Regions from separate parts of the Homo sapiens genome. Here region 2 is linked to region 1. A link is a contact called in ENCODE Hi-C or POLR2A ChIA-PET data. All regions are on one chromosome and are shown on one strand. The core of a region is the stretch at or near the end of the contact, and the rest is flanking DNA. Distances in the headings are between cores, read along the strand shown.

Evidence for each region. Hi-C counts contacts between places; a loop is a spot of excess contacts on that map. ChIA-PET counts read pairs that join two places held with the same protein, here RNA polymerase II (POLR2A). Pooled maps may share reads with other maps.
Region 2: POLR2A ChIA-PET joins it to region 1 with 8 read pairs in Panc1. The contact joins the promoter of DYNLL2-DT here to the promoter of CUEDC1-AS1 in region 1. A Hi-C loop is called at or near these places in 4 of 37 single-sample maps with no recorded cell type and 5 of 50 pooled maps. POLR2A ChIA-PET finds 5 or more read pairs at or near these places in 10 of 52 experiments (A549, AG04449, BJ and 5 more).

What each region holds. Positions count from the first base shown.
Region 1 is chr17:57,909,863-57,913,917 of GRCh38, forward strand. CUEDC1-AS1 (CUEDC1 antisense RNA 1) reads left to right here and starts at 2,316. Exons shown (of 2, transcript XR_001752948.2): 1 at 2,316-2,619. All of the region lies in intron 1 of CUEDC1 (CUE domain containing 1), which reads right to left. RefSeq lists an enhancer at 3,956-4,055.
Region 2 is chr17:58,080,517-58,084,534 of GRCh38, forward strand. It overlaps DYNLL2-DT (DYNLL2 divergent transcript), which reads right to left and starts at 2,688. Exons shown (of 3, transcript NR_110809.1): 1 at 2,200-2,688; 2 at 1-2,100. DYNLL2 (dynein light chain LC8-type 2) reads left to right here and starts at 2,903. Exons shown (of 3, transcript NM_080677.3): 1 at 2,903-3,167. RefSeq lists an enhancer at 2,632-2,926 and silencers at 2,643-2,992, 3,003-3,062, 3,103-3,522, 3,563-3,692.

The DNA of each region.
Region 1 (4,055 bases), core at 1,066-3,565:
GCATGTGTGTGCGGGTAGACAGCAGGTAAGTGCATATCAAAGAGAACCCAACGGTCAGGCTGAGGAAATAACCGAAAGAGGTTCTAGCAACACAATGACTGGGTGTTTGGTTCTGGTTTTGTTTTGTTTTGTTTTGTTTTAGAGATGGGGTCTCTCTCTTCTGTTGCCCAGGCTGGAGTGCAGTTGCAGGACCATAGCTCACTGCAGCCTCAAACTCCTGGGCTCAAGCAATCCTCCTGCCTCAGCCTCTTGAGTAGCTGGGATCACAGGCACACGCCACCATGGCTGGCTCCCTCCATCCCTTTCTTTTCCTTACAATTTCTGTGTTGAAGAACACAGGCCATTCAATGGCAGCCTTCTCCACAGACTGGAGTTCATGGAGTAAGTTTTTTTTTCTTGCTAAACCTCAGTGACCTCCCCTGCTCAGCCCATGGGGCCCCTGTGACAATAAAAAGAAAAAGTACACCTGAAAGCACATAGGGAAATGCTTACGATAGTTTAAGCAAAGAATACAAGATGCAAATGAGCACAGAATACAAATTAACATATATATGTTATGTTTTCAACCACAGAAAAAAAAATGCATAGAAAAAAGGATCAAAAATATATATGCCTAGGGCGGGGCACAGTGGTTCACACCTGTAATCCCAGCACTTTGGGAGGCCGGGGCAGGAGGATCGCTTGAGCCCAGGTGTCTGAGACCACCCTGGGCAACATGGTGAGATCCTGTCTCTTAAAAAAAGAAAAGAAAGGAAAGAAAAAGAAAAGGGAAAGGGAAAGAAAGGAAAGGAAAAAAGAGAAGAAAAGAAAAAAGAAAAGAAATATGCCAAATATATCAATAACTGTCCTGGATGGTACAACTCTGTGAACACCCCCTTTTTCTTCCTTTCTTATATTTTTCCACAATTAGCATATCATAATGTGATCATGAGGTGACAAGTCTTCTTTAAAACATTTCAAAGAAGAGTGCCCTTAAAGTCTGGCATGAGACCCAGTGTGTCACCAGGCCTTCACAGTACCCCCTGGCTTTGCTCTGTTACCATGGCCACCACCAATCCAGCTGAGACCCTCAGCCTCCCAAGCCCGCTTCCCTGATGCCTTCAAGCTCCTCTTGCCGTCTCCCTCCCATTTTCTCCCTATGCCACCAACGGAAGAGCAGGCCAGGTCCCCTCCGAACTCCTCAGTCTCTTATGTAAAGATCACATCCCTCCCTCTGCATCAGCGGTCCTCATGCTCAGCAAGCATCACTGTCACCTGGAGGGCTGGTTAAACACACATTGCTGGCCTCCACCCCCAGAGTTCCTGATTCCCTGGGTCTGGGGTGAGGTCCAAGAATCTGCTATCTAACAAGTTGTTAGGCGATGCTGGCACCACTGGTCCAGGGACCACACCTGTCTCCCTAACTAAGCCCTGTCCATCCTTCAAGACCTCGCTCAAGTTCCCCTGTCCCATGAGGCAATCTCTGAGAACTTCAGCCAATATTGATCTCTCTCTTCCCTTCCAGAGCACCTGTTCCTCTTAAGGGTGGTTTGGTAGATGGGGAGATCACTTAGCGGCCATAATCAGGGGCAGTGTAGCACTTCATCACCTGCTGTCTTGTGTGGCTGGCTCTCCTTCATCCTACCAGCTCTCTTTTTTCTTTTTTCTTTTCTTTTTTTGAGATGGGGTCTTGCTCTGTCACCCAGGCTGGAGTGCAGTGGTGCAATCTCAGCTCACTGCAATCTCCGCCTCCCAGGTTCAAGCAATTCTTCTGCCTCAACCTCCCGAGTAGCTGGGATTACAGGCGTGCGCCACCACACCTGGCTAATTTTTGTATTTTCAGTAGAGATGGGATTTCACCATGTTGGCCAGGCCTGACTCAAGTGATCTCCTGATCTCAAGTGATCCGCCCTCTTCTGCCTCCCAAACTGCTGGGATTACAGGCATGAGCCACCGTGCCCGTCCCTATCAGCTCTTAAGGGCAGACTGGGACAGACATTTCTTAAGTGATTCCTCATTAACCAGGAGGCATTCCTCATGTCCCAGGTGAACTGAATCTGTTTCATTCTCAGGCACCCCAGTGACATTCACAAACAGACTTCTAATTATTCACTCGCTCATTCACTGGCAGTCAAAAAACACTTACTGAGCACCTACTGTATGTCAGGATGCGCAAGATAAAAACCTCTTTTCTTCACAGAGGCCAAGAATTACAACAGCATGAATGGCAGAAGCCTACAGAAGGTGCTCTGTGAGGATCCCTCCCAACCGCAGCCCAACGCCCCCACCCCTGGCCCTGGAGACCGCTACACACACACAACCTTGGCCCCAGTTGCAGGTGCTGGTGCCTGCCAACAAGCACACACAGTTGCAGTCACACCCTCGTGTAACCATGGTGAGGATTTGGCTGCCGGTCATAGGCTCCATTGTTCCCCAGCTAAGCCACCCTGGACTCGGGGACAGGATTTATGGGCAGACATTGTTAGGAGAACAGATGTTCGGGCAGGCAGGCCTGGGACCCGCTGGAGGGAGTCAAGAAGACACTACCTCCTAATTAATAGGCGGTAAATGTCTGAGGAACAGACTCCTGTCCCATTTCTTCAAACATCTGGGGTTCCGGACACTTAGGCCCTCTGCCAGGTGAGACATTTGGAGCAGGCTGAAGAGATCATAGATTCTGGAAGGTAGATGTTGGTTTCTCTGTGATCTTGGACAACTTTTTACTTGTTTGTGCCTCAGTTTCACTATCTACTAATATTTACTACTTAAAAAAAATAGTAAAGCCAAAAAAAAAGATGATAAAGACACCGTTTGGAAGAATAAAGGGAGAGTAAAAAACAAACAATAATAACGCCACTGTGTAAAAATAAACTGCAAAAAGACCACTCAGGGAAGCTCCATCAATGCCTTGGCAGGAAAATTCTAAACGTATACAGGCCTACCTGGCACACTGATTCTCAACTAGAGGGGTGCATCAGAATCTCCGGGGAGCCTTTTTCTTTCTTTCTTTTTTCAGAGACAGGGTCTCACTCTGTCACCTAGGCTGTATGTAGTGCAGTGGTGCGGTCATAGCTCATCGTAGCCTCAACCTCCTGGGCTCAAAAGCGATCCTCCCACCTCAGCCTCCAGAGTAGCTAGGCCTACAGGCTCATACCAGGACCAGCTGCTTACATTAAAACAAATTTTTGTAGAAACTGGGTGTCTCCGGGCACAGTGGCTCACACCTGTAATCCCAGCACTTTGGGAGGCCGAGGCGGGTGGATTACCTGAGGTCAGGGGTTCAAGACCAGCCTGGCCAACATGGTAAAACCCCGCCTCTACTAAAAATACAAAAAAATTAGCTGGGCGTGGTGGCAGGTGCCTGTAATCCCAACTACTTGGGAGGCTGAGGCAGGAGAATCGCTTGAATCCCAGAGGCGGAGGTTGCAGTGAGCCAAGATCACGCCATTGCACTCCAGCCTGGGCAACAAGAACAAGACTCCATCTCAAAAAAAAAAAAAGGAAAAGAAACTGGTCTCACTATGTTGCCCAGACTTATCTCCATCTCCTGGGTTCAAGCACTCCTGCCTCAGCCTCCCAAAGTGCTAGGATTACAGGCATGAACCACTGTGCCAGCCTCTGGGGTGCTTTTTAAAGAAAAAGGCCCATGTGTCTTTGTCAATTCTACTGAATCAGAATTTCCTGAGGTGCACCCAAACCCCATCCCCAAGATCCCAAGTAAGTCAAAGAGGAGTGCAGGGAGGAGCAGAGGCTGCAGGGGCTGTAAAGCAGGGACAGGGCCCAGGGACTCTAGGGAGGAGAGGTCAACATTGAGCAACCCCTCATTTCTGCCCCCCATCCCAGGGATTTCTAGCGAGGAAATATCATCCTTCTCGTCTGAACTGACCAGTCCTCCAGGGACCTGCTGATTCACACAATGCATGGCTGTGTCCTGGGCCACTCCTCCTTCTGGCCACCACTGGCCAGCACCCCACCCCAGCATACTTTCCTGACCCTGGGTTCTAACTCCTTGGCCCCAGAAGCCTCACCCTGGCCAACTGCAACTCTTTATTTCAAGGATTCAGGTTGTAGATCTC
Region 2 (4,018 bases), core at 1,438-3,937, 170 kb after region 1:
GGAGAGGTCCAGGCATTAGGGGGTCATCGGGGCCCAGATCATGGTAAAAACCATGAATGTGGGTGAAATTTCTAAGTTGAGCAGTGAAGGAAGCAAAGAGCCCTGGGGAACCCCGAAGTTAAAGAAGTAGCCAGATGGAAAGGGGTCCACCAAAGAGCCAAAAACAATAGTCTGATTTTGATTTTTAAGTCAGAAGACATGACCATGTTATCTGGGCAACAGGAAACTGGGCAATCACAAACAGTGTAGCTGTATCAAATAAAAACATTCACCAAGTTAAGCTAACATATTAATTATAACAGTGACTATGTTGCATAGTAATTATCCTGAACAGTAAGCATTTTACACAAATAGCAGTAATTAGTATATCACAAGTTTCCCAAACTGTGTCCTGTGGAATAGTAGTTCCTGGAGATGTTAATAAATGTTTGGATTAAAAAAAGGGCTTTGGAGTCAGATAAGTTTAAGGAATACTGGTATAATTTAGATAGAGGGCCAAACTCTGTTTTACACTTTCTCTCCTCTTTTCTCTGTTAGGATGCAGTATAGTATAATGGCTAAGATTGTAGGCAGTGGAAACAATCTGGAGTTGAATCCTGCCGCTGACAAACTGGATAATCTTGGGTCAGTTACTGAACTTCTCTAAACTGTAGTTTGCTCATCTGTACAGGGTGATAGTCATATATGCACTTCAAAAGGCAGCTTCTGGGATTAAATGGAACGCATTGCATTTAAAACACTTAGAATAGAGCCTGACATAGAGCAAGGGATTCATGAGGATTACTTATTATTATTTATAAACCATACTATTAACACATCTCCCTGTTATTCTACAGTTTAGTCCTTGACACACACACACACACACACAAGAGCACTGATATTCACATTTCCTAAAAGTGAAAACCCGTGGCTCTGACTTCTGTTAGTTGAAGTTCTTCGTGCCCTTCTGTCCACCACACCACAGCCTGGAAATGAGCAAGCTCTTATCCCTATTATACTTCAGGGAAGGGGAGCAGGGAGAGGGAGGATTTATGCCCTGGCAGCATGGCCTTTGAAGGGCCACTGCTAGCTCATAGTAACCCTTGGGAACACTTGAAAGAAGTCATCTTCTGGTTGGACACTGGCTTGTACCGTGACACACAGGCTAGCAAGCAGTGTGCCGGCTGTATTTTAGCACCCGCTTGCTCCATCGGTTGGATACTCTTGCGCAGTGAATGACCTGTGCAACCATACGTGGCAGATCTGACCTTCAGGCCCTGGAAGGGCCTGGAAACTAAGGACTGTTGGAGAAAGGGGGTACTAGCTTCGCTTTCTCCAGGCAGTCCAGGCGATTAGCCCCGCACAAGCCCTAAGTGTATAAATCATCCTTCCTCGTCTCCCTCCCTTCCTCCCATAGAGGCCACGCCTCCCATTCATGAACACAAAGACTGACATCAGAAAACCCTTAGTGTGAGGGGATACCCCAGGCCTTAACTGGTCTCTGAAATCCCCCAACTGAGGTTGTTAGAGGACAGAACTGTGGAAAGCAGTAACCAGAGGGAATGATTTTTCCAGGTTTCCCCTGACACATAACGAACACTAACTTTTGATGCTTCAAACCAGAGCAGGCCAGGGCCAGGGCAAGTCTGACTTCCTGACCATGGTTTGGAGAGGCGAAGGGGAAAAGATGGGAGTGGGAGCTATCCCCGGCAGCTTCTTAATCCCTACTGTATGGCCAAAATGCTTGGTTCCCAATAAAGGCTCGTCAGCCCTTGAGGTAGACACTTCTGTATAAAACAGACCAGAAAGAAAACCGCAGGCCTGAGGATCTTTCCTGGGAGTGGGATGGAGTGAGGGCAGGCAGGCTCCCAACGCGCACGTTCACACCCACTCTCCCAGAAGTAGTCTCTTGAGCCTCCAGAGGGGCTGCTTCCTGGGTGCACCTCTTTTCAGCTAGAAGCAAGTCAAGCCTGACCTGCGGGATCTGGCAGGGCTCTCTGTACTTGGATTCTCTCCTTTATAAAGTGAGGGGTGTGGATGGGTGGTTTTTGAAGGCTCCTCACAGCTCTGACAGGCACCACCTCTGGGGGCTTCTATTCACTCTCCTCCAACCTTGTCTACCTGGACAGGCAGGGACAGACGACAAGAAATCGCTCACTCTCACCCCCATCCCAGGACCCCAAGGCCATAAATGTGCAAGGACAGCAGAGGCCTGCGTACCAAAGACACATCCCCATCAATTTTGCTTCGGCTCTGTCTCCATTGCTCCTGTAGACAAATACCGGCTGGGGGCCCAGCTGGGAGTTTAGGTCCTTCAGCCTCAAAGAACAAAGGAGGAAGAAGGGACCTTCCCGGAAGGTGAGGGGAGGGAGTCCTGGGGCTCCTATGCCTCTCCCTCTCCATAGGGCTGGCTGTCCCTCTCTTTCTCACAGATACGGGAGGAGGGAGTGTCCTGTCTTTTCCTCTGAGGCTGGTGACTTCATCTCCTCCCCTCTCTAAGGTTGGGGTCTCTACCTCAGCCCCATCTGTTCCCTGGGTCTGAAATCTCCATCCCCCTCTCCCTTTTTTCTCCTTGGGACTGGGGGTCTCCACACCCTTCCCTCTCCTCCTCTCTCAGGACCATGTCTCTTTATTCCTTTTCAGGCCTGGCCTCTCCAGCCCCGGGGGGAGGGGTCCGCATTCCTCTCCTTTCTTAAGGCCACGGCTCCCTCCCCCACCCGCTCCAGCTCCTCCTCCCCACCCCCTCCCTCCGCCCCGAGGCATTGTGGGAGGAAACAAGATGTGGGGCGAGAGCGGCGCGGGGAGAAGCCCGCAGTGCGGGGCCGGGCGGGCTCAGCCAATGGGGAGCGCGGACGGCGGCGCGCGCGGCGGGGGGGCGGGGGCGGGGCACTATTTCAGCGGGGGCCGCGCGTCGGCCGCGCTCAGCGGCAGAGCGGAGCGGAGCTGTGAGGCGCCAGTGCGGAGCGGGCGGGCGGGCGGGCGGCGTGAGGCGGAGCGCGGGCGGCCGGCGAAACTCCAAGGGCGGACCGCGGCAGGGAGCGATCGGCCTCGGGCTGCGGGAGCCGGAGACCGCGGCGGCGGCGGCTGCTGCAGCTGCAGGAGGAGCCCAGGGAACACCGCCCCTGCCTGTGCTCTGCCTCGGGCCATCGCTCCTCCCCAGGGCCCAGTGCGGACTCGCCTCCGTGAAGGTGAGCGGTGGGTGGGGGCGTCCCCCGGGTGGCGGGCCTGTGTCCGTCGCGTGCGACTCTACACGACCCGGCCCTCGCCGCGGTGGCCCTGCGGCCTCCTTAGCCGGCCCCAAGGCCTGGAACAGGGCTGGCCCCGCAGCCCTTGGCGTTGACGGTCCGGGCAGCGCAGCGCGCCCCCGCCGCCCCTCCCTCTCGGCGCAGCCCGGGCTGCGCCACCCTTTGCCCCGGCCACCCTCGTGGCGCTGCTGGAGGCCCGGGCTGCGGAGCTGCCGCTGCCCCCGCCCCCGGGAGTCTCTCTGCGCTGCGTGGAGGCCCCTGATGTCAGGGGCCGGGGAAGAGGGGGTGGAGAGGGCTCGGGCGTGACGCGGCTCCTCCTGCCGCCACCGCCACCCTCTGGGGCGTCCTTCCTGCAGCGAGGACGCCCAGTCACTCCGGCGCTGTTCCAGGCCGGGTGGGGGAGGGCGGCCGACCGGCCGGGGCCTGCGGACCTGGCCGGCGGCGCGGGCGGGAGGTCGGGGGGAAGGAGGATGCTTCCTCGTTCCCCAGGTGCTGCCCTTCGGGACCGCAGCGCTCTGGAGGATGGGATAGTGGAGGGATACGGCCCACTTGGAGAGCCCGAAGAGGGAAGTAGAAGTGTGTGTGTATTGGCGGGTGGGGATGGTGGTCCGTGTCATTCGGAGATTTAGCCTTTTTTTTTGGTTGCAAAACCAGGAATAGAGGATGGGAGCTGTCCTGGGGTGCCCTTTGTGCTTTTCACAGGAGCCTTGGCTCGTGACTGAGGCTGCTGGCCTGGGGCCCTCTGGCCATCTTCCTCCTATCTGGAGGCCCAGGTCCCTTGCTTTTTCCCAAGG